Linked DNA regions of Homo sapiens: all the other regions are linked to region 4. A link is a loop called in an ENCODE intact Hi-C map of the cell type or tissue named here. Cell type or tissue: ascending aorta. All regions are shown on one strand. Region 1 overlaps RIN2 (Ras and Rab interactor 2). Region 2 overlaps RIN2 (Ras and Rab interactor 2). Region 3 overlaps RIN2 (Ras and Rab interactor 2). Region 4 overlaps RIN2 (Ras and Rab interactor 2). Region 5 overlaps RIN2 (Ras and Rab interactor 2). Region 6 overlaps RIN2 (Ras and Rab interactor 2). Region 7 overlaps SLC24A3 (solute carrier family 24 member 3).

The links. Hi-C counts contacts between places; a loop is a spot of excess contacts. Peaks named below come from ENCODE experiments on the same cell type or tissue, not always from the same donor. Only the 100,000 strongest peaks of a DNase experiment are listed, where the experiment ranks them.
Region 1: a loop joins it to region 4, with 1.9 times the contacts of the local background. A loop is called at or near these places in 14 of 110 quality-filtered maps.
Region 2: it touches region 4 in a loop (2.5-fold over the local background); 40 of 110 quality-filtered maps call a loop at or near these places.
Region 3: a loop joins it to region 4, with 4 times the contacts of the local background. A loop is called at or near these places in 33 of 110 quality-filtered maps.
Region 5: a loop joins it to region 4, with 2.1 times the contacts of the local background. A loop is called at or near these places in 53 of 110 quality-filtered maps.
Region 6: a loop joins it to region 4, with 2.3 times the contacts of the local background. A loop is called at or near these places in 33 of 110 quality-filtered maps.
Region 7: it touches region 4 in a loop (4-fold over the local background); 36 of 110 quality-filtered maps call a loop at or near these places.

The regions. Positions count from the first base shown.
Region 1 is chr20:19,943,491-19,947,490 of GRCh38, reverse strand. The region is part of intron 4 of RIN2 (Ras and Rab interactor 2); the gene reads right to left. Among named protein-coding and RNA genes, the nearest start is that of NAA20, 72 kb to the left of the region's middle. In ascending aorta, no CTCF peak of the experiment used is centred here; DNase peaks (open chromatin) are centred at 1,573 and 2,143; H3K4me3 peaks cover 1,135 bases; H3K27ac peaks cover 4,000 bases.
Region 2 is chr20:19,993,248-19,997,247 of GRCh38, reverse strand. It overlaps RIN2 (Ras and Rab interactor 2), which reads right to left. Exons shown (of 13, transcript NM_018993.4): 12 at 406-569. Among named protein-coding and RNA genes, the nearest start is that of NAA20, 22 kb to the left of the region's middle. RefSeq lists an enhancer at 3,372-4,000. In ascending aorta, a CTCF peak has its summit at 1,779 (motif pointing right); a DNase peak (open chromatin) is centred at 3,741; H3K4me3 peaks cover 1,035 bases; H3K27ac peaks cover 3,472 bases.
Region 3 is chr20:19,813,413-19,817,412 of GRCh38, reverse strand. The region is part of intron 2 of RIN2 (Ras and Rab interactor 2); the gene reads right to left. Among named protein-coding and RNA genes, the nearest start is that of RIN2, 57 kb to the right of the region's middle. In ascending aorta, a CTCF peak has its summit at 1,673; a DNase peak (open chromatin) is centred at 1,662; H3K27ac peaks cover 3,259 bases.
Region 4 is chr20:19,883,587-19,887,586 of GRCh38, reverse strand. The region is part of intron 2 of RIN2 (Ras and Rab interactor 2); the gene reads right to left. Among named protein-coding and RNA genes, the nearest start is that of RIN2, 130 kb to the right of the region's middle. RefSeq lists an enhancer at 1,347-1,847. In ascending aorta, no CTCF peak of the experiment used is centred here; DNase peaks (open chromatin) are centred at 1,216 and 2,246; H3K4me3 peaks cover 1,645 bases; H3K27ac peaks cover 2,897 bases.
Region 5 is chr20:19,783,314-19,787,313 of GRCh38, reverse strand. The region is part of intron 1 of RIN2 (Ras and Rab interactor 2); the gene reads right to left. Among named protein-coding and RNA genes, the nearest start is that of RIN2, 27 kb to the right of the region's middle. In ascending aorta, a CTCF peak has its summit at 2,251; DNase peaks (open chromatin) are centred at 825, 2,203 and 2,549; H3K27ac peaks cover 1,738 bases.
Region 6 is chr20:19,973,179-19,977,178 of GRCh38, reverse strand. RIN2 (Ras and Rab interactor 2) reads right to left here. Exons shown (of 13, transcript NM_018993.4): 9 at 1,392-2,525. Among named protein-coding and RNA genes, the nearest start is that of NAA20, 42 kb to the left of the region's middle. In ascending aorta, no CTCF peak of the experiment used is centred here; DNase peaks (open chromatin) are centred at 183, 2,088, 2,648 and 2,988; H3K4me3 peaks cover 3,387 bases; H3K27ac peaks cover 4,000 bases.
Region 7 is chr20:19,691,082-19,695,081 of GRCh38, reverse strand. It overlaps SLC24A3 (solute carrier family 24 member 3), which reads right to left. Exons shown (of 17, transcript NM_020689.4): 13 at 1,657-1,823. Among named protein-coding and RNA genes, the nearest start is that of RIN2, 65 kb to the left of the region's middle. In ascending aorta, CTCF peaks have their summits at 2,078 and 2,282 (motif pointing left); a DNase peak (open chromatin) is centred at 2,261; H3K4me3 peaks cover 304 bases.

The sequences.
Region 1 (4,000 bases), 60 kb before region 4:
AAGATTCATTACCTTGTTTGTCTCCCAAACATAAAGAACTGTAGTTTTGCTACTAAGTGGAAAACTCAAAAACAAAATAAAGCTCTAATGGTGGAAAAGTGTAGGTTAATTTTGATATTTAAATTTTTAATTTTAAAAAATACTTTTTTAGAGATGGGGTCTTGCTGTGTTTCCCAGGCTGGTCTCAAACTCCTGGCCTTAAGTGATCCTCCTGCCTCAGCCTCAGCTTCCTGAGTAGCTGGGGCTACAGGCACAAGCCACCATGCCTAGCCCAATTTTGATATTTTGTAATATCTCAATGTTGTTAGAAACTGACAATGTTTCCCAAAAAGTGATGGATACATCAAGGTAATCCATGGAGGCATGGTTTTAATTTTAATGGCCATTACTTATTTTAATGGTTATATGTATTCAGTGTGTTTCCTAATTATGGTAAAGATACTGAATTTGCTTTTTTTTTTTTTTTTTAAGACAGTCTGACACCCAGGCTGGAGTGCAGTGGTACGATCTCGGCTCACTGCAACCTCCACCTCCTGGGTTCGAGCAATTCTCCCGCCTCAGCCTCCTGAGTAGCTGGGACTTTAGGCGTGCGCCACCACGTCCAGCTAATTTTTGTATTTTTAGTAGAGACAGAGTTTTGCTATGTTGGCCAGGCTGGTCTCGAACTCCTGACATCAGGTGATCCACCCACCTCGGCCTCCCAAAGTGCTGGGATTATAGGTGTGAGCCACCGCACCCAGCTGAATTTGCTTTTCCCTTTTTTTTTTTTTTTTTTTTGAGATAGAATCTTGCTCTGTCACCCAGGGCTGGAGTGCAGTGGTGACACAATCTCGGCTTACTGCAACCTCTGTCTCCCAGGTTCAGACAATTCTTGTGCCTCAACCTCCCGAGCAGCTAGGCAAGCGCCACCATGCCAGACTAATATGTGCATTTTTAGTAGAGACGGGGTTTCGCCATGTTGGCCATGCTGGTCTCGAACTCCTGGTCTCAATCAATCCTCCCACCTTGGCCTCTCAAAGTGGTGCTGGGATTCCAGGTGTGAACCCCGGCGCCGGCCTGGGAAGATCATCCTGTAGATACATCTACATGCTGTTGCTCAGCTTCCTCATTACTGAGTTCAAGCTACTTGGAATGTCTCCTGCCATATCTGGCTCCTACCTACCTACCTGTCAAACTGGGTTCAAATCCTCATCCCTTATCTCTTTCAGCTGCAAGTAATCTGTGGCCCATCACATTCCTTCCCTACTGTCCCCACACCTCCAGGGCCCCTACCCCATTCCACTCTGGTCAGACTTCTCTCCCTTACTAGCCTGGCCTCATCCCCAGCCCATATTCAGGCCTAGCCCTGTGCAGGAATTAATAAAAGGTCTGCTTTAGGCATGACCAGGGGCCTGAGGAGGAGGTGATCTGCAGACAGCAAGGTTTACGGAAGAGGAGGAGCTTAGCGGGCAGGGAGAAATATTCTTAGGGGCACTGGGCAGTTTCTTTCTGAGGCCCCCTAACAAATAGAATCCGCTGCTCAGCTCCAGCCTCAGGAGACAAAGCGTTCTTGTTTCTGTGCTTATCAGGAAATGGGCGGCAAAAATCACCACAGCTACCAAGAGCCACCTGGCCTTTGGCCATCTCTGGGGCAAGAAAAGGAGGCAGCTCCAATCCTTCCAGAAAAACAAATCCTTCCTTATTGCTCATTAATTTCTCCCATGGACACCCCTTCTAAGCTCAAGTCAACTAGCAAGGAGTGGGCTTTGAGTGGCTTTGGTTGTAAAAGTCAATGATGTTCCTGCAGTCTACATAGTGAAAAAAAAAATGATAAGAAAGATAAAAAGAAAAGTCAGTGATGAGCTTTAGTGTAGAATTACAATAATTCTATGCCCACCAATACCAGACATTGGAGACCAGTGCTCCATCCAAGGTCTCCAAATACAGAATGCTTTATTCCAGCACGGAGAATGAGATTTAGGATTCCAACAAAAGTGGCCTGCTGAGTGCAGGAGAAAGTAGAGGGTAGACAGTCCTGGCAGGAAAGTGCTCTTGGATAAAGGCAGGTGCAGTGCATGAGGTCTGAAGAAACCCCAGTGGGAACCCCACACACAGCTTCAGGGGCTTTCACATTCAGTCATCAATTTATCCGGAATCAAAGCCACCCACCTCCTGCCCATGTGAGTGCACTGAAATCACAATGCTATTTTTGGTAAGGCATGTCATAGTTTCAATGGAATCAACCCTGATTCTAGTCTCCCTCAGCCTCCTAATCTTCAGCGGTTAGGTGGAAAGAGGACTCCAAGTCAGACTTGAATCAGAGCCTCAGCACTGCCCCTTCATCACTGTGAGGCCTGCACCCATTACCATGCACTGTTTAATCTCAGTTTCCCTGTGTCTAAAAATGGATTCTTGCTGAAAAAAGGAATCTGTTAGCAAAACAAATAAACAGAACCTGAAAAGAACTTCTGATTCTAAGTGCCTGGACTGTCTTTGAAACTATGAGTAATGGTTCCGCTCCATGGGAGTTTTCAGGATGACTTCTTACCGTCTTCTAATTTTTGGATAGTCACAAAAAGAAAGCAAGGCAATGTGTTTCCATTCTAGGACTGACAAATCCTGTGGTATTAACACAACTCTGGAGCTTGTTTTGGCAGCATTTCATGTGACCTGGGAGAAAGCAAAACCCCAAAGCTTCTACAGGCCAGCTTCCAGCAGGTCCTGGAAGCAGGAGAGTTCTCCATCTACCATTAGTGTCTAGGCTCAACCTGGACTCTGGTATTGCCATCCTCAACTTTCAGATGGAAAAAGAAAAAAAAAAGCCACTTCTCTTGATATTTTTGTGTTAAAATTTCCATGTATATCATGCTTCTCCAGGAGCTTCCCTTCAGCTGCATGCCAGACTAAAATCTTTTTCCAGGCTGTTGTCTTAACCAGCTGCAATGGCAAGAAAGATACACCCTGGGATGTGGCATTGCCGGAGGGCCCAGGCTTCTAGCTACAAGAGGCCAATGCAGGGGTCATCTTATGAATCAAGGATGAGACAGAAGTCAAGAGTCTTGTGCCCACCATGGTCCTGATCTTGGGGCAGTAGATCCTTGACCATGTATCAAAAGGAACACAAATATACACCTCAAATGCCAAGCTGCAGCCAAGATGCCTGGATAGGTGGGAGATGAAGCCAGGACTTAGCGGGGTTGGGAGAAGAGAGGTGGTGGGTCTGGGATCAACAACTTGTGGAAGAATATTAGTACCAGAGGCCCCTTATGTAGAGAGACAGAAAATAATGGCCCATACTGAAGATATCTATCAACTAAAAATCTTTGGCACAGGACAAATTCCAATTTGTGTTAAAGACATACACACACACAGAGCAAACAAAAAATTCCCAGAAAAACTTCAACTTCAAAAATACATAGAAGTTGATATCCAATGATTTCTTAACACCTTCAGACATAAAAATATTTCTTTAGAATTTTGAAGTTCAGAACTTGAGTCTAGTTATAGGTAAAAAAAAAAAAAAAAAAAAAAAAAAAGGATATTGAAATGGAATTAAACATGTCTCTGTAATATTCTATTAGTCTGGAGAAGAAGGGAAACCCCAATCCATTATTCTGGACACGGCAGGACCCTGGCCTGGCTAACACAGTTGACAGCATGGAAATTGCCAGGTGAGCAGAAGAAACCTTTTACCCACCACCCAGCATGGGAAGAGTGGTGGGCAGAGAGGCATGGGGAAATGGATTGTCTTAGAAGGACCCCTGCATATTTAGCCAAGTTTTAAGGGCTATCAGAGGCCATCCAGTTTATCTCCTTATTTGAGATCAAAATGCTAGAAATTGATAAAACTGGTCCTAGGTCCAGTTTTCCGACTTAGGGAGTTTCCCTAGAGCAAGCAAGTTCATACTTAATTCCTCAAGGCCTTTTTTTGTCCCATTAAACTCTAAAAGGAAAAAGAATCACTAGCATATTTGGGGTTACAGATTTTATTCCTCCATGGCGAAGGGCTGCTGCTTTTTGA
Region 2 (4,000 bases), 110 kb before region 4:
GAGAAAAGGGAAGGAGACATCGCTGTTCCTCTCCCTCTTCCCAAAGAGAAACTAGGCCAATTGCATCGCGTAACACAGCGGCTGTTTCCTGATGAAACAAAATCTCCAACGTCTGTGCCAAGTGCTTCCTCCTCCTTTTTGACTTATCGTCTGCTTGATTGGGCAGAGATTCTGCCTTAATTCAACTTGGTTTTCTTAAAGACAGCAAAACTTGGGCCAAGTATCCCATGCGTATATAAATGTAAAGAAAACAGATCAGTGTAACAAGGCCAGAGGGTGGTTTGAGATATCCCTTTCCTGCCAAATAATTCAACACAGTGGGGACCTCTGAGCTGGGATGTGCTGGGTGAGCCAGCTCCGCATTCCTGGAGGACGAAGGAAGCAAAGGGGTGGCCAGCTGCACACCTGGAAGTCGTCCACAGAGGGGATGGTCCGGTTGGTGGTTCTCCGTTTGTGCCACTGCCTCAGGGTGTCTCTGGTTTCTGAGCTGAGCAGTCGCGCTGCTTGTTCTTCTTGGAAATTCTTTATCAGAGAAAGTGCTCCATATGCGCTTGTCAAGTAATAGCCTCCTGAAAAGAGCAGAAAGAGTGGGTCCTCCCAGTGCCAACCTCCGCTCACGGGTGATAACAGGGGATGCCAGCGTTAGAAGGCATGTTTTGTATTTTTAGTATTTCTTCAACATGCATTTCCTTGTGGGATCACAGAAGCACACACCCAAGAGCATGGCACTCACTCCTCCATCCATCCCTTCACACAGCCATCCCACAGAGATTTCTGGAGCGACCCAGGCCTGGGAGGGGCCAAGGGGGCACAGACAAGCCAGGCTGACAAGGTTCCTGTTTTTCAATGATGGGATTTCCATTCTAGTGCGTGAGACTGACCAAGCCACTAAAGTGTTTTTTTTGTTTGTTTGTTTTTTTGTTTGTTTGTTTTTGAGACGGCGTCTTGCTTTGTCACCCAGGCTGGAGTGCAGTGGCACAATCTCAGCTCACTGCAACCTCCGCCTCCCAGGTTCAAGCGACGCTCCCACCTCAGCCTCCCGAGTGGCTCGGATTAAAGGCATGCACCACCACGCCTGGCTAATTTTTGTATTTTTAGTAGAGATGGGGTTTCACCATATTGGCCAGGCTGGTCTTGAACCTTGGCCTCAACTGATCCACCTGTCTCGGCCTCTCAAAGTGCTGGGATTACAGGCATGACCACCATGCCCAGCCGAAATTATTAAAGTGCAATTATGAAAAATGTTTGCCAGGAGTAGTTGGGGTATTAAGGCCTGACGGGGAGGTGGGGGGAAAGTCAGGCGTGTGAGGTGATCCAAGGCCAGTATCCCCTCCATCAGTCCAGACTCGTGGCAACACTTGCTCTTGGCTTTTTCTTTTAGAAATTGATATTTTCTATCTCTGATAAACAAGAATTTGGTTTAAAAAAAAGTAAAAAGGAAAAAACGCAATGAGTATTTTCTAAATCTTAAGTAAACTATACACTTTGAAAGAACTGTTCGCAAAAATGTGGACACTTCAAAAATAATTTCTCTCCCTTGATTCCCTTTCTTACCCCCCCCTTCCTTTGGGACTAACATAACATCTGGCATTTAGGATAAAATAATTTACAGGAAAGTGATGTTCCTGTGATGGTGTATTTAGGAATGATCTCTTATGTTCTTGAGGAGTGTAAAAAGGGCTGACGACACTGTAAGATGTGTATGTATTCCTTCATAGTTTTTGTCCTAACATATAATTAGGTGCCTGGGGAGGAACTTATGGTCTCTGCGCTGAAGAGCCACTAGGGGTCGCCCTGAATGTTTATTAAAAATTCCCTAATTGGGCACAGCATATTTTAGATTTAGAGACATTCTTTGTCAAAATACTCATTGAATCTCTACTGTGAGCCACAGCTACAGAGAAGAAAGTAGGTTTGTAAGAAATAGAATCTGAGTCCCCACTCTCCAGAAGTTTATGAATGTGTTTTGTTTTTTTTTTTTTTTTTAAAAAAAAAACAGACACTGGCAATTTATTCCTGCAGGGACCAGAAGTTAGTTTGGCGAAATGAGTTTTGTGCAGAAGTGTCACCTTTAGGGCCAAAGTATTTAGCTTTATTCATGTGAGACCCTGCAGAAGCCTCTCTCTGGTCAATAAGTGGCAATATGCAAGATGGCAACTGTCCCCTCCATGTGGATCAGGAGCCACACGCCCTGCAAACTCGTGCTGGACATGAACACGAGAAAGAAAAATACCCTTCTTGTTTTCAGGTTGCAGATGAAGACTTGAGGTTATTTTTTCCCGCGGCATAATCTGGGTCACCCTGAGCCATGCACTTTCCATTGATCACATGTCAAGCTTTTTGTGTATAGAGTGATCTGAAGGGTTTTCCAGACCTTGCCACCTACAGTATAATCACCCTAGTTAAGAGTTTTGAATTGTTGATCTTTACCAAATATTCGCCCCACAAACAAATCAGCATGTGACTGTGTGTGAAACTCAGTAATCCAGAATACAGATGCTACATGGAGAATTTCAGGAGAAATCAATATGAACATAAGTATTCAGGAAAGGCCGTATGGAGGGTCAGGATTTGAGCAAGGACTCGGAGAACTGTTACAATCTTTGTGGGGGTGGAGGGGGGCTCCTTTGGACTTCAAATTTTAGACTCCCTAGCTCTCATCTGTTCAGGACGCTAAGGAGAAAACTCAAATGCTGGAAGCACAAAATTGACCACACTTTGAAACATGTGGATGCAATTAGAGAAGGTTTTAAATTTCAGCAAGACTATAACCCTACCACAAGAGCTGTGCACTTCTAAGGGATTCTATGACGCCTTTTTGGTAAATGAGAATACCTGCTTAAACAGCGGAAAACAGACGTGGCTGCTACCCCGCAAACCAAAGAGGACTTTGGGCAGGCACGGAAAAGTCCAATCTGTATTTTTGCCACTGCTCAGTAGCCTCTTCCTCCCAGGCTGCATAGCTTCAGTTCGATGCTGTGCAGGCCTGGTCTGTGATCACAGCCAACCCAACTGGGCCGCCTACTTCCCAAGGAAGGCAGCCAAGAAGCCCCAGACACGGTTAAGTGGAAGCAGGCTCTATTTAAGTGCGAGCTCACCAGCAGCTTTTGTATCCTCACTAGCTGTGCCCTTGTCTTTCTTGTGGGATTCGTGGAGGAGAAGACAGCCACCTGTCCATTAGTCATCAACACAGGGCCTTGCCCTGGGCCAATCTGGGAAAGGGGCAGGAAGTAGCTGTTTCTATCCTTGAGCCACAAGATACAAGCAATGTTTGTCCTGAGTGCACATTGTCAGCAACAGAATCGACTTTCTAAGTGAAACCGGCGTGTCTTTTTCCCCAAAGCCCTAAGAGCTCTACATACTTATATTACTAGAATTAAACATGATCGAAGCTCGAAAAAGAATAACCAAACCCCAAACTGTATTAATAACAAACATTACAGTGGAAGGAAGGAAAGCATGCTATGTAGACTAACATGCTTCTCTTGGTCCCTGGGCAAAACCACATGTTTGGCCTTGTCCTGTCTAATCCCAGGGCAGAGCAGGCAAGAAAAGCTCCAGGGAGGGCCTTGGAGGCTCATCGGGGAGTGTCTGGTTCCATGGTTAGTAATATTAATAAGGGGACAGAAGAGGCTAAAGGGTGAAAGCATGAAAGAGGCCCATTCATACCTGCCTGGGATCGGGTACGGGAGGAGAGATATTCATCCCCCATCCTGAGTCAGCACTACCCATGGTCACGTGGGAAGGGCATAATCGGGCTCCAAGGAGGGCGGTCCCTCCGACAGGAAAAGTTAAGGCCTGGTGAATTCACATTACAGGACTGAGGAGACTAAGGGGGCACATTCTGGGGGTGGTAAAAATGCATTTCATTCCCTCCAGGGAAAATGCTGGGATGACTCATTCCTTAGGGAATCCTGTCAGAGATGGACCTTTCTACTCAAGCCCAGACTGAAACTCACGGGAAAAAAAAAAACGAAACCGTGACAATCCCCCCCAGGGC
Region 3 (4,000 bases), 70 kb after region 4:
GATTACTGCCCTTATAAAAGAGGCCTGAGTGAGCTTGTTTGCCCCGTCTGCCAAGTGAGGACACAGCTAGAAACCTTCATCTTTGAAGGAAAGGGTGAGCCTTCCCCAGGGACTGAGTCAGCTAGCACCTTGAACTCAGGATTTCCGGGCTCCGGAACTGTGAGCAGTACATTTCTATTGTTTATAAATTACTCAGTTTAAGGTATTTTGTTAGAGCAGCCGGAATGGACCAACCCAGTTGGTATTTACTTCCAAGTAATAACACACGTGTTGCAACTTCTGGAATTTTCAGTTTTAGACTGTTGATTCCCCATTATGGAAGGCAAGGATTGAACTCTACCACCTCCACCCCCATCCCAGCTCTAGCAAATGTACACACTTCTTGTCTCCACATTCTCTATATGACTATGTCTCCATTTTCTCTACATGATTATATTGCAATCATGCCAATATTGTATTCATCACTGAAATACACAGTATATTATGATAAATGTTCCTCTCTTGAACAACTTAATATTGTCTTGTTTTTAGTTTTTATTTACTTTTCTCTTATTCATCCTGAAATTTGCAAATTTTCTAAATCTTCTTTCAGTTATTCAGATGCATCAGGAATTGTATCAATGTCCTCTTGTCTCAACAGAATATGGCTGGCAATCCTCTTTTATGCAGAGGTTAAGGAATTATACTTCCTATATGTTCAGGAAATATTTGATCAGGCTTTTTGTTTGTGTGACCCAGTTCTAACTGCAAGGCAACCACATGCAACTTCTACCCGGGTGCACTGTTTTCTGTTTGCATTTCCACCTCAAGCTCTCCATGCTAACAGACACGTAAAAAGCCCGAGGCCTAGCAAGGCAAAAATTCTTTCCCAAGGCTACCCAAGGATCAAACCAGAATTTGATCTTCTGACACCTTGTTTGGCTTATTTAACTGGTTAACCATTTGTCCCTGCTCTTAAACTGCTCCAATTCCTTAAACTTATAGAGCCTTTACTCTGAACAGGAAAATTCGAGTTCTCATTATCACAGACATAGCCGCCAAAGCCCCTTCAGGTTAGGTGATATCAAATGGAGGTAGGGTCGCCTCTCCACCCTTAGAATAGGTGATCACAAACTGTTAATCAGCAATGCTAACTGCAAGTGGAAACTTATGGAGAATAATTGATTACTGTTAAGGCATGACTTTAGGAATTCTTTGTAAGTCTAGCTTATAAAGAAAAATCCCTTGGCTTGAAAATTTCTAAAATTAGACTCAAGGAAGTTAGATAAAAGTATGTTTGAGATAAATGAATCTGTTCCAAGTTTTTCAAAGCTGCACCAATATAGTAAGGTTCAAGCTATCCACAAATACTATTTATATGCCACTGGCAAGGGGCTGTGATCAATGTCTGTTTCTTGAAGGCAGAAGTGTGACCCAAAATCTTCTTAACCAAAGAAGACGTTTATCTTTTTCAACATCAAATTTTCCCGTATGTTATCAAGATGAATCCATGGATTGCTACAAACTATATGAACCCCTAAAGGGAAGCTTTCTTACTTTCCCAAAGGAAGATGCTACAACAACTTTCATCGTTGCCCAAAGACAGTTGTTTGAGCCGATGCTGACCATGGCTTGCAAGGTACCTTGCTCAGCAGTGACTAATCAGTTTCCCACAGGACTCTGTGGTGTAGCGGGCTCCAGAGGAAGTCAACGGCAATGAATCACAGTGCTCAGGAATGAAAAATACAGCTGTGATTCACATTAACTCAAAGAAAAGGTTGAGGGGAAACAAACCTAAAAATTAAAACCACACACATGCACGCATCAGCAAATACCACACCGAGCATGTCAGGGAAACTTCTGCTTTTGAAAAGTCCAAAGAAGAAAAAGAAAAGCAACTTTTCAAAACAAAGCCTAAGAAATCTATTGATGGCAAGATTGAACTCATATAATGCACAATGTAGTTCCATAAAAAGAAATAAATTACTTTCAGTGAACTTGGTTTTTGTTATAAGAAAAAGGGAGCCAATGTATTGCTTTAGACATAATTTCAAAGATTCCTATGTATAACTTCTTTAATTTTTATTGACTACTATCGAACTTTTAAATTTTAGCTTTTGCTTAAATTACTTTACCTTTGTAAGCAGAATTCTTGCCTCATTATAGGCCTTCTCTTAACTAGCATAAATTGCTTTCTCAATAATGAATTACCTAGGAACACAAAATAAGAAAGTGCAAGTTGGATTCATTGTTGTTAGACTCAACAAGCAATTTAAAAAATAAATAAACAAAATGCAAACCTCAGAGTTATTAGGACTGATCACTTTGAAACCTGCTGGAAATACTGCAGAAAGCCATAGAGCTCAGAGCCAGTTAATAATCCACACAGATACAAATTTGAGTTTCTTTGTTGGTGCTTAAATGGATAAATATTACATGATCAAGCTTATAAAACATAAAATTAAATTAATATTTGGATAGGATTTGGTTTATTCTAACACCAGAAATGGCCAAGTGGATTTTAAAATCAGTGTAGACCAGGGCCAGGCATGATGGCTCACACCTGTAATCCTGATACTTTTTGGGAGGCTGAGGTGGGCGGATCACTTGAGGCCAGGAGTTCAAAGCCAGACTGGGCAACATATGAAGACCATGTCTCTACAAAAAAAAAAAATTAGCTGGGTATGATGGCATGCACCTGTAATCCCAGCTACTTGTGAGCCTAAGGTGGGAGGATGCTTGAGTTCCAGGAGTTCCAGTGCGGTCTGATTGTGCCACTGCACTCCAGCCTGGATGAAAGGGCAAAACCCTGTCTCCAAAATATAAAATATAAAATTACTATAGACCAGAGATTGAATGACTTTAATCACATGAGAGGTGGAGGATTTAGGTGGACATCTGGGGTGAGATGTTGTGTGACCACACCAGTTGTTGTGAGTGATTGTTGTCGTAATCAGTGATGATGTTAGACAATAAACATGTCATCTCATTTTGGAAGGCAAAGTCAATCAGTGACAAGGCAGAGTCAGACTTGTGGAAGCACTGGGGAGGGGGTGGGAGGAGGGGAAAGGGCAAGTGTGCACCGCGACCTCACGTCCACCTACCAAACATGGGTCCAAACACCCCAGGGAGCTGAGCCCCAGGCAAGCGGCTGGATTGGACCTTACTTAACATGATTTATTTTTGTCTGATTTTTCCAAGCCTGATAGTCTCCTTGGGCCAAGCTAACCAAATGACTGAAATTTTCACTTTATATTTTATTGTGTGACCTCGTAAACACACATTTGCCCTTCATTTGCCAGTAAGAACATAACAAAACAAAGCAGCATTAGAAATAGCATTTTGGGCTCCAATGCTTTGTTCTCTGTTTCTTGCACGTGATACGACTATTTTTCTATTCTGACCTATTTAGCACATTTTGCTGTTTACCAAGACCGGAAGAGATTATTCATCATTTCAAATTACCCATCTGGAAGGCATTTTATAAACATGTCTAGTTTTCTATAATTTATTTATATTTCCAGATATCAAGATTCCTAAAATATGTTGAAACCACACCCCAGATAATAAAGACTATGTATTATTTTCCAGTTGAACTTTTTTCAGTATTTTTGGTAATAAAATTATGATACAACAGGTGACACAATTAATCATGTGGGACATTCAAACCCAGTGCTTTTTATATATTTAAAATAACTTTTCATTTTTTTAAAAAATACATGTTTGTTACAGAACATTTAGAAGACATAAATTTTAAAAGCTACAGGTCTATTTATTAATCATTTGGAGTACATCCTTCCAGAATTTTTATGCACCTGTCTCTACTTTTTTATTGTGTTTTACTTCATTTTGTAATTCCTATTATAACCTGACATGTATTACGTATTCATTTGCCCAATTGTTATAATCTATTTCTCCCACTCGAATGGAAGCCTCTTAGGAGAAAGTACTCTGCCTCTTTTGTTCACTACTAAGCCCCACTAGCCTCACATAGTATCTGGTACGTATTCGGTGTCCATGA
Region 4 (4,000 bases):
AACCTCCAGCAGTCCTCAATTCACCATCCAGTTTGAATTCTGCTCAGGGCAGGCAGATCCATCACATTTCAAAAGATGCAGGTGGCATCTCTCCTTCATAAGCTGCTCCAAGAGGGAAATGAGAGCAGGTGACAGGAACACACTGCCAGGTGCAGCAGCAGGTACATCCCATGGGATTAAATGCTGGTGGCCATCCAATAGTTCAAGCAGACAGTACATAGCTTATTATTATTTTAAAAAATAAAGTCCTTGGCCAGAAAAACAAAGTTCTTGGTCTGTGCAGTGGCTCATGACCAGCATTTTGGGAAGCCAAGGCAGGAGAATCACTTGAATCCAGCAGTTTGAGACTAGTCTGGGCAACATAGCGAGACCCTGTCTCTAAAAAAAATTAAAAAAAAAAAAAATAGATGGGCATGGTGGCATGCTCCTGTAGTCCCAGCTACTCAGGAGGGAGGATCACTTGAGCCCAGGAGATTGAGGCTGCAGTGAGCCATGATCGCACCACTGCACTTTGGCCTGAGCGACAGAGTAACACTCTGTCTCGAAAGAAAAAAAAAAAAGTTCTTCAGGGCCCCAAAAGAGTTCTGGTTTAAGATCTTTCTGTAGTAGCTATAGTTAGCTATAGTTTTCTTCCCCAAACCATAACCTTAGACACCTTGACTCAATATTGACAGCAATTTAATACCATTTAAAACGATAACTTCTCTTCACCTGCGCTTCCCCATGCCTCCCCACAGATGTCACCCCAGCAGCTTCATCCTAAAACCATCCCAGTAACAGGCTAGACTAAGAAACAAAAAGGGTACCGTAGTTTGAGAGGCTGTGAAATTCCTCCAGACTTGTACCGGTTGGAAGCTTGTTCTTTTCCTGGCTTCCCTGAAGGGTAAAGTGGATTCTTGAGAAAATGAGTCCAACATGTCCAGTAGATGTTTCCAGATACTAGCTAAAAGCTAGCAAAAAAAAAAAAAAAAAAAGAAGAAGAAGAAGAAGAAGGCAGCCCTCATAGGACTAAGGACACTGCAAACATTTGGGAGCTGCCAAGCCCTTTCAACAACACCACTGAAAGAATGTAAACGGAGCTGGTCGCGTTGGTCGGCGCTAATGGACAAAGGCAGGAAGTGACTATTCCTCATTCTCCTAGAGACACCAGCCTCTGTCACTTTATAGTAAACTCAGTGGTGGCTTTCCGTGTGGCCCCAAGAGCGACTGCTGTGGTAAAGCAAAGTCTGTCCTTAAAAAGCAGAAAGGATTCCTGCGTCCCCTGGCTGGGCTCCAGGCTGCACTGCCTGCCTGCTATGTGAGACCGCTGGAGGCTGGCTCCCCAACCCATTCTACTGACAGCCACTGAGGCCAGGAGCTGAGGCTGCCACCTGGACCCTGGCTGTGGGCTGGCTGACTGGGGTTGAAACACAGAGTCCCCGATTTCCATTTCACTGATCAATGGAACTGGGTTGAGTCACTGGCATTTTCCCAGCTTTTGCTGCGCCGGGCCACAGGCCAGATCTTGGCAAGATACAGAGCTTGAGAAGGATTAAGGACAGGCCTGTTCCCTCCTCTGCCCTCCCCCGTCGCCTATTCCCCGCCCACCTCTACTGTCCCTTCCCCACCCTTCCCATCCCCTCCGCTCCTCTCCTCTTCTCTTAATTTCTTTAGTCCAACGTAACCTTCCTATTTTGGGGGAAGGATTTTATTTTATTAATTGACCAGTAAAAATTGTATATATTTATGGTATACAACATGACATCTTGATATATATAGGTATACATATTGCAGAATGGCTAAGTGAAGCTAATTAACATATGCATTACCTCATATGCTTTTTTTTGTTCTGAGTGCACTTGTGCACTTACAATCTCCTGTCTTCGAAAATTTTCTTTTCTTTTCGTTTTTTTTTTTGTTTGTTTGCTTGTATTTCTTTTTCGAGACAGGGTCTTACTTTGTCACCCAGGCTGCAGTGCAGTGGCACCATCTCAGCTCACTTTAGCTTCCGCCTCCAGGGTTCAAGTGATTCTCCTGCCTCAGCCTGCAAGTAGCCAGGATTACAGGCGTGCACCATCATGCCTGGCTAATTTTTGTATTTTTTGGTAGATGTGGGGTTTTACCATGTTGGCCAGGCTGGTCTTGAACTCCTGACCTCAAGTGATCCACCTGCCTCGGCCTCCCAAAGTGCTGGGATTACAGGCATGAGCCACCGCTCCCGGCCGCAATTTTCAAATACGCAATACATTGGTATTAACTACAGTCACCGTGTTGCACAATACGGCTCTTGGACTTTTTCCTCCTTCTGAACTGAAAGTTTGTATCCTTTGACCAACATCGGCCCAATCTCTTCTCCTCTTGCCCCCACCCCAGCTTCCTATTTTATGCTATTTTATTTACTTTAGGTCACAAGTGCAAACCCACAAAAGAAGCAGCAAAAGCAATTATATTGGATTCCACTACTCACAGTTCTGACTTAATAGACACTTAGTGTACTCAAGTCCTGGATTCTCATCTCCGTGCTGCATGAGGTTGGCTACAGAAGCTTTCTAATCACAACCTTCAGTTTTTCTTTCTAGCCGTTAAATGAGGCCGGGCAGCACGGACTTCAGTCTCAGTAAACAAGACCTCGTTATTGTAATTATTTTACAGCCAAATTGACTGAAATAGGAAAAAGTGACTCACCCTAGAGGACCTGTCAGGTCAAGTCCGAATCTAAGAAATGCATCTCACTTTTTTTGCCTGGTCGCTTAACCAGCTCCCAGGGAGACAGGTCATCTCTCCTTTTAATGCTTTTTGTTTTTTTCTAAGAGAGGTAGGAGGAAATGGAGGTGGCTCTGTGTCTGGGTCCAGGGAAGTTCTCTGAATATTTCCATAATTATCTTTGTATTACTCAATATTTTACACGTTGGACAGACAAATGTTATTCCAGGATCAGACTTGACAATTCGAACTATGTGAATTGAAAGAAATTTTTAAAGTGTCTTGGATCACTGTTTGACACAGGTTTTCCCTCACCCAACAGTCATTTTAAAAAAAAATTTTAAGTTTGAAGGTCATGAAAACTTTCCATTGAAAAGACAAGCTAATTTACGAGAAAGAAAGAAGTCATATGGAAAGAACTGTATTCCCAGCCCCCTTACTCAACAACAGTGTTTTAATTTTAATTTTAATTATTGTTTTTGAGACAGGGTCTCGCTCTGTTGCCCAGGCTGGAGTGCATTGCTGCAGTCACGGCTCACTGCCCCTCAACCTCCTGGGCTCAAGTGATTCTCCCACCTCAGCCTCCCGAATAGCTGAGACTACCAGTGTGTGCTACCACATTCAACTCATCTTTTTATTTTTATTTTGTAGAGACCAGGTCTCCCTCCCTATGTTGCCCAGGCTGGTCTCAAACTCCTGGCCTCAAGCAATCCTCCCGCCTTGGCTTCCCAAAGTGCTGGGATTACAGGCGTAAACCACCACGCCTGGTCCTAATCCTATTTAAAAACTCTTGTTGGCCAGGTGCTGTGGCTCATGCCCGTATGCCTATAATCCCAAGCACTTTAGGAGGCCAAGGCAGAAGGAATGCTTGAGGCCAGGAGTTTGAGACCAGCCTGGACAATATAGTGAAACCCTATCTTTCACATAAAAAAATTAAAAAGTATTTTAAAAATGTAATTAGGAACAATGTCCAGTGCCTCAATTTTTCTAAGAGTAACCTTTTTTTTTTTTTTTTAACAAGGTGGTGTGAGGTGCGGTGGTTAAAACTCCTTTCTACCACTTACAGGACTGGCCTGTAAATGGGGTTAATTCTGGTGGAAGTCCATCCCTTCTTTCCTTGGAAAACTGGTTCACAGACTCATAGAAACTCTCACCTTGTCCACACCACAGAAGCCCTGCTGGTGCCCATGTAGTTACTGGCCATGTGACCACCCGAGGGCAACAGGTGGGCTCCTCTGCTGGTTAGAAAGTCCTCCTTTTCTGACTGGACATGGTGGCTCATGCCTGTAATCCCAGCACTTTGGGACGCTGAGGTGGG
Region 5 (4,000 bases), 100 kb after region 4:
GTAGCTAGGATTACAGCTGCACGCCACCATGCCCAGCTAATTTTTGTATTTTTTTAGTAGAGATGGAGTGTCACCATGTTGGCCAGGCTGGTCTCGAACTCCTGACCTTGTGATCTGCCTGCCTCGGCCTCCCAAAGTGCTGGGATTACAGGTATGAGCCACTGTGCCCAGACAGTCATTTGTCTTTATTATGGCCTAGAATGTTAAATATGTTTGCTCACCATAGAATTAACTTGAGAGCTACCCAATGTTGGGTTTCATTAGAAATCCTTGAGACCAGCAGCCACATTTTTAGTCCCTATGTCCTTTTAGCTTTATCCCATCCAGAAACAAAATAAATAGCTCTCCAGTAACCTATCCTATCATTTACTTTCACCAAAAGCAATAGATACATAAAGCTTTGCAAGTACAAAAACAGAAAATCACTGGAAAATAACTCAATTCTTTTCCACTGGAAAGGTTAGCATGTAAGCTAAATCTAGAGAGGAATATAATTCTTCCCCAAAGAGACATGTTCTGTCCTATCAACTTCCGCTATAAAAATTATCCAAAACAGCACTACCGCAAAAGGTATTAGGCATAGTCACTACACTTTCCCTAGAAATGATGGCTTCATGCATCTTCACGCTTCATGCATCCTCATTATCTATTGCTATATAACTAGTCACCGCAAGACTCAGTGGCTTAAAACAATAATCATTTTATTATTGCCATGGTTTCTGAGTGTCTGGAATTCAGGAAGGGCTTGGCTGGGTTGTTCTGGCTCAGAGTCTCAAATGTGGTTGCAGCCAGATGGTAACTGGAACTGGAACAAAAGGCAGAGTGTGTGGGGGTGGGGAACGGGAAGGTATGGCTGGAACAGCTGGAGACTGCTACGGTATCTCTCTCTTTCTTCATGTAGCTTCAGGGCTTTGTCATGTGATCTGTTTGCCCGGGGCTAGTTTGGGTTTCCTCATAGCATGGTAGCCTCAGAACAGTCTAACTGCTTGCATGGCAGCTCAGCACTCCAGCAAGAATGTACCAGACAGCAAGGTGGAAATTGCACTATCTTTTTCTTTCCAAATTATCCTCAGAAGTAATGCAGTATTATTTCTGCTGCATTCTATTGGGTACAAGTGAGACACAAACCCACTCAGACTCAAGAGACAGGCATTCAACTTTACCTCTTGATAAGGAGGTGCCTAGGAGAAGGTGTGGGATGGGTGATGACATTGTGGCTATGTTTAGAAAAATACAATCTGTCCCACAGACTGAAGTTAGCAATGCACTGGAAATCTCACAGAGGGGGAAGCCATTCCCATTCTCATTTTTCACATGTATAAACCAAGGCGAAGCATTTCTAAGCTGCTTGTGGTCACACAGAGGCAGGGAAGAAACTATCACATGTGTTACTTTGACATATATACAACTTTAATGATGAATATAATGTATGAAAATTACTTTTTAAAGTATAAAATACGGCATCATTTATGGTAGTCATTCATTACAATTTGAAAACATCTCTGAAAAGTTTATCTCTGAAAGTTTGACATATTACCAAGGAGAATGAAGCTCTCCTTGGAAAGTTTAATCCACTCAACTTGATCTTCCCTGGGAAAGTATTTGGGTATTTCCTAGTCTCATATAATAGAGAACTTGGCAAGTAAAAATGATAGCCAACATTGGCCTTGCACAATGTTCCCCACTGAAATAGCCAGTACGCTTATGGATAAGAAATGCTTGCCTTGGGCTGGGGTTTAGAAAACATAGGCCTGTGGATGGGAAAAGGCAACAGTTCTTGTCCATCTACTGTCCACTGAAAGGATGTCCTGCCTGGCAGCACAAAAGCATCTGCAAACTGAATTTCCCCATTTCCTCTCCGGAGTTCAGTCAACTCTCATTTCACTTCATCCTGGGTTTTGCCCATTTTAGTTCTGATTTTTTTATTAAAGGTTGGGTTTTTTAGCATATGAAAGTTCTTATGTTAGGACATTTAATTAGTGGTGGAATGTCATTAGTTTTCTTTTGCTCTGGTGTGTGTGTGTGTGTGTGTGTGTGTATGTAGAGGGGTGAGAACATTGACTAGCTGAAATGCTTAGATTCACAAACTCGTTTCTTCTGATTGCAGCTTTGCTTGCACGTTGTCTGCCACTTTCTGCTCCTTTTGTCATCTATTTTCTTTACTGGATCGTGAGTGAGAGTTGATGTAGGCAGGGGACAGCGTGTGGGTGGTTAGCCAGGTTTCTTGATTCAGATGCGCCCTCTACCGTTGATAGAGTGAAGTGTAATTTCTTTATTGTGCTTACTCTGGAAGAGGGGAAGCATGTCTGATTTTGCGGTTTTCTTTGATCTCTGAAGGACCCTTTATTTTATTCTTTTTGCCTTCTTTCTGGATATCACCAAGTCTCCAAGGGGCAGTGCCCTTCCTAGTTTCCCTCCTCTCTCCCAGTAACCTCGCCTTTCCTACGGCTGTAGCCTCCAGTCTCACACTGTCTGGTATTCCCACTCAGGATGGGGCCTGTCCTTCCAGGGGTAATGTGATCTGGGCTGCATCACCCCGGGCTATGCACACTCCTGCCCTTCTCCACTTGTCCTCTGTGGTCCCCGCCCAATGCTCTAGACAGGGGCGGGCTCCGGAGCCTGCCTGGCTGGACCTGGATACTTCTCTCACTACTTACAGGAAATTTGAAGTCTGTAGAATTTTGTCTCTTAGTAATCCTGAGGGCTTGTGTAAACAATGGTTTTATTTGCTCTATTTGTTGATTTGGGTAAATTTTTTTAAGTTATGGTAAGAGATTTGGATGCAGGCAACCACCATTATTCTACTGAAATTCAGAGTTCCCTATGTGTTTAAATAATAATGCCATTTACTGTGCTAAAACATCCATTTACCCAAATCTATTTGCTCTTCACAATACAAGCATTTCTTAGTGCAACAGTATATATAGCTTTTTAAACAAGGAACCCTTTGTAATAACTAAATGCATACACACACACATACACACACACACACATAATTGTTTAAATTCCTTTCTGACCACTATAGCATACTTGAAGCTACAATTCTTAGATATCATCAGCCATCACCAAAACAAGCAAACTTCCTACATCAACTGCATCAGCAAAGGGCACAGCACCCTTGATAGCATCTGCTGTCCTGAATAAAACTACAGGTTGCAGGAGTTGCTGGCAAAGCCGCATGTGATTTTCCAGTTGCCTTGGGGTAGCAGGCAATTGGCCAATTTCAAGCAGCGCCATCCGGTGCCACGTGCCAGCCCTGCTCTGACACACTGTGTCCGTCAGTGTCTCACTGTGCTAACCTGGCCTCGGCCCTGGAGTAGACACTGCAGGTGCTGCTCGTGTCCCCTCTTCCACGACAGCCTGCTGGACTCCACACAGCCAGCATCCCCGTCTCCTTGCCTGAGGGTTCCTCTGGCTCTTGGAATGAGCTTTTCCCAGGGAGAGGCCTGAAATGCTGGGAATCAGTTCCCAGACCCCAGTAGCCCTCAATCTACAACTGATGAGAGCGAGTGTGAACACCTGCCCTGCACCTCCCACACCTCCACCCCTCGTGGGATAGTCAGCTTCCCGGCAGGGGTAAGCTCTAGCTGTCCATGGGGTAAATTATTGATAATACACTCCATATTGTTGCCTCCCTCCCTTGCCTCACCTCCCCACTTTCCTAGGGGTTTCCTGGGACCGCCTTCCCCATCAACTACTTGCATTCTAATCAAATCCTTGTTCAGAGCCGGCTTCGGGAGGAATTCAGATCCAGACAGCTCCCCAGCTCAGGGCCTCACCTCCAGCCACCCAGAGCCTTTGCCTGGACAGGAATCACCCAGGTCAGAGACAGCCCCAGCTGGGTCCCCATCCAAACAGGGCAGGAATGAGAGGGGACGCCCAAAAACCTGGGGGTCTAGGGAAGCTCAGGAGAAGGCCCTGATGAGAGTTTGCAGAGAACCCTGGTGTGGCATGGCTGAGACTCAAAGGGGCAGTGATGGGGAAGGCCATCTACAGTCCA
Region 6 (4,000 bases), 90 kb before region 4:
TAAGAGGAAGCTTCTCCTGCAGGTTGGGTTTCTGTTAATACTGAGTCAGATATGGTCTCCCTTGAGAGCGGGTCTCTGGTGGGATGGGGAAAAAGGCAGCCTGTGTGGATATTCTGCTGTCTCCTTGATGTCTTTTTCAATTAGAAGGCACCTCACAAGGGCACATTCCTTTAGCCACTCACTCCAGCAACACCCCAGCTTTAACCACGCCCTGATCAACCAGGCCTGGCCTCAGTCAAACCACAAGAAAACAAACAAGGCTTTGATTCCTTTGTGAGAAAATCAAAGAGCTGCTGAAAATCACTTAAACGAGAAAAAAGAGAGGAGAGAGAGAGAGAGACAGAGAAAGAGAAAGAGCCCTCTATCACACACTGTTTACTACTTTCAACAAATGGACCCAATCAGAAAGAAAAAATTGGGGTGTAGCTTCTGAACCGCCTGGAAATGTTTGGTAGCTCCAAAGGCTCCTGCTGCCTGGTGAATAAAGTCTCTGAAATTAACCTTCAAGAGTCAACCTTCTAAAATTAAAAACAACAAACAAACAAACAAAGAACCTTCAACATTCTCACCCTGGAAGAAAAGACTGCTTGCCAAATTCAAATTTGCCTTGGCCAAAGTAACCATTAGCAACTCATCCTTTAAATGAGATTATAAAGAAAGAATTTCCCCTTGAAGTTGGAGAAAACACCTTTCATGTGACCTCCAAACTATGTTACTTATTTTAAAGTTACACAAAACAAACTTGTCTTTTTCAGTTTTTGCTTACTCCCAAGCCGTGCTGCTTACAGAAGTGTATGGGATGAGGAGCCAGCAGGATGGTAACCTTGAGGGAGAACAGGGGGCCCGGGGTCCCTAGATGCTGGTCAGGTTCTGCTTATCCAGGGGTTGGTAGTTGTCCCACAGGTAAGCTTGCGGTGGAAACTCATTCCAATGCATACGTGAGTTTTGTGCTCTCTGAACATATGCTACACCTCAATAAAAAGTTTACTTGCAACCAAGACAGAACAAAATACCCACTGCCTCTCAGAAGATAACAAAACTACCTTTGTATGTATGCACAGCCTGCAGAGAAGCACGCGTCCAGAAACACCCGGCACATGTAACACACACACGTTACCACAGCAGGCGGCAGCTGGACCCACAGAGGACCAAACTCCATCCCTGAACAGAATCACTGTGCAGCTCCAATCTGTCACTCCCGAAGACATTTTTGAGTCTGGCAGTCAGCAGCTACTTTGAGAAACTGATTTTTCCATTCAAACCGGGAGAGAAGGTGGAGCTGGGTGTTGTTTTGAACTTCGGAGTAAACTTCATAAAAAATAACAAACATAGGTTGCACTGCCCGGACAGAGTTACAATAGATTTTATATTTTAAAAAAGAGGGTACTTACCTATTTGGTCTTCAGGGATCAGCGACTCGATGGGGGGGTCCAGCTCCGAGCTCTGAGACAAATAGTTCTTGACCTGGGTCATGAACTGCCGGATGGTCTGCAGCATGTCGGTGCTGGACACGTGGCACTCCTTGTTCTCCTGCAGGAAGCTCACGTAGTCCTGCACTAAGCACCCGAAGTAGGTGCATTTGTCCCGGGAAAGCTCGGCGATCCTGCGGACCATCCGCTTCTCCGGGGTCATGAAGGAGCTGAACACCCCGCTCACCTTCTGCAGCTGGGACTTGACGAGCTTGGGCAGCACGAAGGAGCTGCTCCTTTTCTTTTTGGACTTGATGGGGGGCGCCATGGTCTCTTGGTCACTTTCCCCCTCGTAGTCCTCCAGGCTGCTGTTGGTGTCCGCCTCGTAGCCAAACAGAGGCATGCTCCGGTCGAACTCCAGCGAGTCGGAGGAGGAAGTAGAAATGCTCATGTCGCTCAGCCGCTGCCGGCCTCCATGGCACGGGGGCCGTGATTCAGAGCTGGGCGGCGGGGCCCTTGTGCAATCCCCCGGGGCGGCCTCAGGCGGGGCCCCACCTGGGCTGCCAGCTGTGCCCAGCTCCAGCTCCGGGCCTGCGCCCGGCCGGCCGCCGCTCAAGGTCTTTGCACCGCCCTCTGCTTCCAGAAAAGAAGCCTGCTTCTTCAGCCGGGGTGGAGGGATGGGAGTTGGTTTCGTTCCAGGCAGAGCTACGTTCCCATGTTTGTTATGGTTGACTGTTTCTGGCATGCTCGTCTGGGTTTCAGTCCTGGCCAGCCGAGGGCTTGTGTGGAGACTATTAATAGCGGGTGGCGGGGGCCTGGGTGGGGGGGACCGAGTCCGCTCCGTGCCATTCGCGTTGGGAGTCCTTGTGCTCGGCCGTTTCAGGCCTCCACTGAGGTCCTGGCTGTGCACTTTCAAGAAAAGGGGATTAATAAAGCACAGGGCCCCGTTGGTCTGGCTGCACTCCAGCTCTGAAGGCGTCCTGGTTTTGATAGAATGCACTCCATTTATAAGGCAGAGCTGACGCAGGGAGGCAGGACAGACACCGTCGGAGGAAAGAGGCCTATGGGGAGGTGGAAGGTTCGGGGGTTTGCTGTCAGCTGGGGAGCTCCAGAAATCTGAAAGTCATTATCAGTGAACACAAGAATGTAAATACGGTACACTCAGACCATTCCTTCACAAATTAAAAAAAGCACACTGCATGACAACGCGAGTCTTGCGGGGTGGGGTAGGGGGTGCGTTGTACTCAGGTTTACTGCATTCCTTTACTGGAAAGGGCAGAAAGGCTGCCAGGCCCAGCTGTGGGCTCACAGGAAGGCTCCAGGGGTCTGTCACCTTCAAAGCCCTGGAGAAATGGCTTGGCCAACATAGGATTCCAGCCCTGCCTTTTCACAGGTAAGTTGGAAGAAAAAAAGGAACTGGAATTGCTCCAGTATAAGCTCAAAAAAGGTCACTGGGGCTTCCTGACTTGCTTTACAAAAACTGAACCGACTTACAAAGCAACACCACCCTTTCCCAACAACTTCTCCTGGGATGCCCTCCACAGTGCAGCTGCCAGCCAAGGAATCGGGCCTTGAAGTTCCCCTTTAATGGGCAGGACCAGCAGCTGGGCCTGGGGGATGTTACACAATCTGCCTAGGGTTTTACACATTCAGCATTAAAACCACCAAAGGAGGAAAACTACATTCATGGGTCCCATCAGCAGAAAAACCACAGCAAGCTTAATGTGCAGTGCAGGCCCAACCATTTACCTTTGTGGTTTGGAGTCCCTCCTTCCCAAATCCTATATAACCTCCTCACCATGCTCATAAATATGCAATGCTCTGCGAAGTAGTGCAGATTGCTTATTGATCTGTACTGCCTGTGTCTCCTCTTGCAGATGAGTCTCAGTGTTCCATGTAAGTTGAGGGAGGTAGTGCTGTGATCAGTGGTGCCTGTTATAATTTCCATTTGGGATAGGTTATTCTTTTTTTTTTTTCCCTTGAGACGGAGTCTTGCTCTGTCGCCCAGGCTGGAGTGCAGTGGCACGATCTTGGCTCACTGCAACCACCACCTCCCAGGTTCAAGTGATTCTCCTTCCTCAGCCTCCCGAGTAGCTGGGACTACAGGCGCACACCACCACGCCTGGCTAATTTTGGTATTTTTAGGAGAGACGGGGTTTCACCATGTTTACCAGGCTGGTCTCCAACTCCTGAACTCAGGTGATCCACCTGCCTTGGCCTCCCAAAGTGCTGGGATTACAGGAGTGAGCCACTGTGCCTGGCCTGGAATGGGTTATTCTCTATCTCTAGCTATGCTTTGCAGTGTCTTTCTTTCCCATGGGCCCAGAATGGCTGGCCATGGGAGGACTGAGATGAAGCCCTTTGGGAGTCCTGGCTCTCCCTTGTCTGTGTGGTGACAGCCGTGTCACCTGCCTTATGTAATCTATCCTGTATCCCTCCTTCTCTCTCCCGACTCCCGCACTGTCCAACAAGAAAGCCAACAGCCACAGGTGGCTATTGAGCACTTGAAGTTGGCTAGTACAACCGAGGAAGTCAATATCAAATCTCATTCAGTGTCAATCAATTTAAATTTTAGAACTCATGTTCAGTTC
Region 7 (4,000 bases), 190 kb after region 4:
AGAATTTAACCTGGGGTGGCCACAGGGCTTTCTGACTTCCGGTCTCCAGGGAGGAAAGTGAGCTGCAGAAACACACGCTGTTTCTATTTTGTCGCTCTGGATCAAATGGAGCTACCAGCGTCCTGGCCAAACCTTGTTTTTCCTTTTTAACCCTCAGCTCAGTCCCTGTAGGAACCTGGTTTGGCTCAGCCAGTCTTGGCCTCTGGTTCATCATTTTCATGATCATGTTTGTGGCTGGGTCTGGAGTTCAGGGGAGCAGACTGCTCAGGTGGCTGGGACCAGGTCTCCGGCTTCTCCTAGTTTTCTCCCTACTCCTGGGCATTGATTGGGACTTATTAGAACCTCCACTGGAGGAAAAGGAAGCAAACAGAAGGAAGTTGAACCTCAGATGAGTCAGGTCAGTTAGCCCGCTGGTTAGGGGGCTGCACAGAAAATCATGTAGCACCTTAAGGTCAGGGACAGCCAACACTGTCCCCCAAATCCAGATAGGAGGTGGCTCTTGGTGCATATGTCAGATGAAAACATTAGTGAATGCAGGATGAGGGAGAAACCCCTGGCTATAAAACTTGGGTTTTAAAAAAATGTTTGTGATATTGAGGAAAGAGATGATTATGAATTAGTTGTGTCAGGTTTACAAATTTGCAACCCATGTAGCAAAATTTTTCTGGGTATTTTTGTTCTTACCAAAATATCTTTTTCATAACCTTCTTTTTAGCTCTTGAGTTTAATTCTCCAGAATTTATATTACATTTCTATCCAACACTCAAGGCAAGATTAATTTGGATTTGCATCATTTTGCCATGCTTTTTAATTTCTGTCCAATCCTAATGATTTGGAATTTCTCCCCAGTTAAAAAGTATAGCCATAAATGGGTAATGCATTCTGGAAGGCTGGGTTTCCTAAAATGGCTTTGTTAAGGTCAAAGCCACTGAATCGATGTCAATCAACTAATATCAGTCAATGTCAATCAACCAATGTGAATCACTGAGTCATTATTTTAGCCTCAGAAGGGACCCTTGAGTGATCACCTCATACAATGCCTCATTGTCTGGCTGAAGAAACTAAGATGCCGATAGGGATTGATCATCATTTCCCAATTCTTTGTGCCTTTCCTCCATGTCCTTTGCCCTGTGACATGGCTGTTCTTCCCACTGGAGCAGGTGGAGTACACTTCCCCCATGCCATTGATGTGGGGCTTGGCCAGTAAAATGTGTGTGGACGTGATGGTAAGTCAGGGCCAGGCGAAGATCCTGGAGGCATTTCGTGTTTCCACGTACTCTCTTGCATTCTAATGATGCACTGTGAGAAGAGCATACCCCAGGTAGCTAGCCTCTGGTACAAAGAAAATGAGCAGACACGTGGAGTAGACATGGACCCCACCTGCTGCCTGAATCAAACATGACCACCCTGAAGCCTGAAGCAGAGCTGCATAGCAGGTCCCAGCTAAGATTAATGAATCCACAGTCAACATGAAGACGTGTGAGCAGGAGAATCGATGCCTGCAATTCTAAACTACTAAGTTTAGGAGTGGTTCGTTGTGCAGCTTATTGTAGCAATAGCTGACTAGTACAGTTATCGGCTGAAACCCTGACTCTTATTCCCTTCTTTATTCTCTAAAGAGATTTAACAGTGCCATGGGGTCCCGATTGCACTCACCATCCACACCATCATGTAGGAGAAGGCTGCGATCCACAGCGTGGAGGAAGCAAACGTCACCATGAACCATTTCTCCCAGCGCGGCTTGTTGCAGTTGGGTACAGTGAAGTATAAGACGAAACTCAGCGGCCAGGTGAACGCCCATTTCACTGTTTCCAGTTTACCCGCTGGAAAAATGAAAAAGGCCAAAAAGAAATAAAAAAAAAATAACAAAGAACCCCAGTTAGCTTTATTTCTTTGCTCTGCCAAGTGTCTGTACTGCTTTCCCCAGAATTAAACCTTATTATATTGCTCTTTTTCTAAAACATTCAAATGACTTTCCATCACCAACGAAACCTGACATGCAACACCAAACAGAATTAAAAAAAAAATTACCCACTGCCCACCTGCTGATTAGGTCTCCGAAATGAGAGGGTGAATCACTTCTTAGTAATACCAGGCTAGGGGGATGGTTTGGCAGATGGCCAGGTGGGAAAAGAGAGGAGGATACTCAGGTCAAAAAAGAGGTGGAATGTGTGTAGGTGCAGGGGGTCGAAATGGGGGTGGGGAGCTAGGAAGACCTCCAGTGGGCTTCTGTTTTCCACGTTTTCGCCCGATAATAAAGCGTCAGCGGACGCAGCGCCACCTGGTGGAATTTCTCAGCATCGTCGGTCAGCGCGCCGGAATCTTCAAAGAGGATTTGAAGGCTCTCCCTAGACCTGTATTACTAACCTGATTAACTGCTAATTCACCTCTAGAAATAAATATGCATACATATTTCCATGTATTCCTCAATGCAATCCAGATACACAGTGCCTCTACCTTCCAGAAAGTTTGCTGTGCCTCTTTCTAGTCAAACCCTCACCCTCTACCACCATAGATATTGTTTTTACTGTTCTCCAACTTCAAATAAAACCATATAGGATGTTTTCGTGCCTTCCTTCTTCTTTTCAACATAATGTGATTGAGATTCATTCATGTTGCGTGATCCATTCCTTTTAATTGCTGTGTAGTATTCCCTCCTATGAATGTGCTACGATTTGTTATCCATATGGCGGTGGGTGAGCATTTGTTTGTTGCCAGTTTGAGGGTATTACAAGCCAGGTGACTATGAACATTGTTGTACAAGTCTTTTTGTGGTCATGTTTCATCTCTCTTGGACGAAGACCCAGGAAAATTGCTGAGTCATAAGGTGGGTATTTATTTAACTTTATAAGAAACTGCCAGTTTTCCAAAATGATTGAACCATTTTATATTCCCACCAGAGTTAAGGAGGAATTTTTATATTATAACATTTGAACAGTAATTAAATGTTTAATAAAATGTATTTTATAATTTTAGACCAGTATCCAGTATTTGTTTCATATATCCTACCAATCTCCAAATAGTTTCTTAAAACTGCATAGATAGAAAAAGTATCTAACATTATTTCTGGCACCCTCTGGCCTCTCTTAAAGGGCCGAGGCACAGTGTCTATGGGAGGCAGAGGGGTTTCTCATTAGATGGTGCTGGGCTCCGGTCCCTGCTCTGTGGCTTATGAGTTGAAAGACTCAGTTAATTAAACTCTCTACACCTCAGTTTCTTCATCTGTGAAAATGTGTATACAGCAGCACCGAGCTCACAGAGTTGCTGGGAGAATTAAATGAGATGATATTAGGATGAGGGCTGGGACAACATGAGCTCACAAGTCGTTCCTGTCAAAATCCTGGGAGTCATTCTTGATCTTTCCCTTTCTTTTATCCCCCACAGCCAACCCTGGCAACCTGACAGGACATTCCCACCATCTCATCATCCCCACAGCCTCCGCTGGGGCCAGGTTCACCAAGGCCTGGCTGACAACCTGGCTTCCTACGGGGACTACTGCTCCAATGCCTATCCTACCTCCATCTGTTTGCTACCAGTAGCCAGAGGAAAGAGTCTCAAAAACCAAATTGTTCTAGAACCTTCCACTGGCCTCCACTGCCCTTAGAGTAAAATCAGGTCTCCCCACCATGGTCTGTAAGGCACTGCCTGATTTTGCCGCACCTGCCACTCTCCCTGCTCACATACTCCCTGGTCTTGGCTAACTTTCTGTCCTCAGACACTCCAAGCCTTTTCCTGCCTCAAGGACTTTGCCCTCGCAGGTCTTCTGCCTGGATCTTCTCATGGCAGAATCTGCCCTGTCACGCAGGCCACTTCACTGCTCGAATGTCACTGAGCCCTCAGATAAATCTAAATATAACTCTCATCATCTCACTCCAGCTTTTCTATTTGTTTCATAGCAAATATTTTTATTTGTTTCATGCGAATATTTCCTGTCTTAAACCATCAGGGTTGTTTCTTAATTTATTTTCAGTCTCCCTCAAATTAGAATAAAGTCTATGAG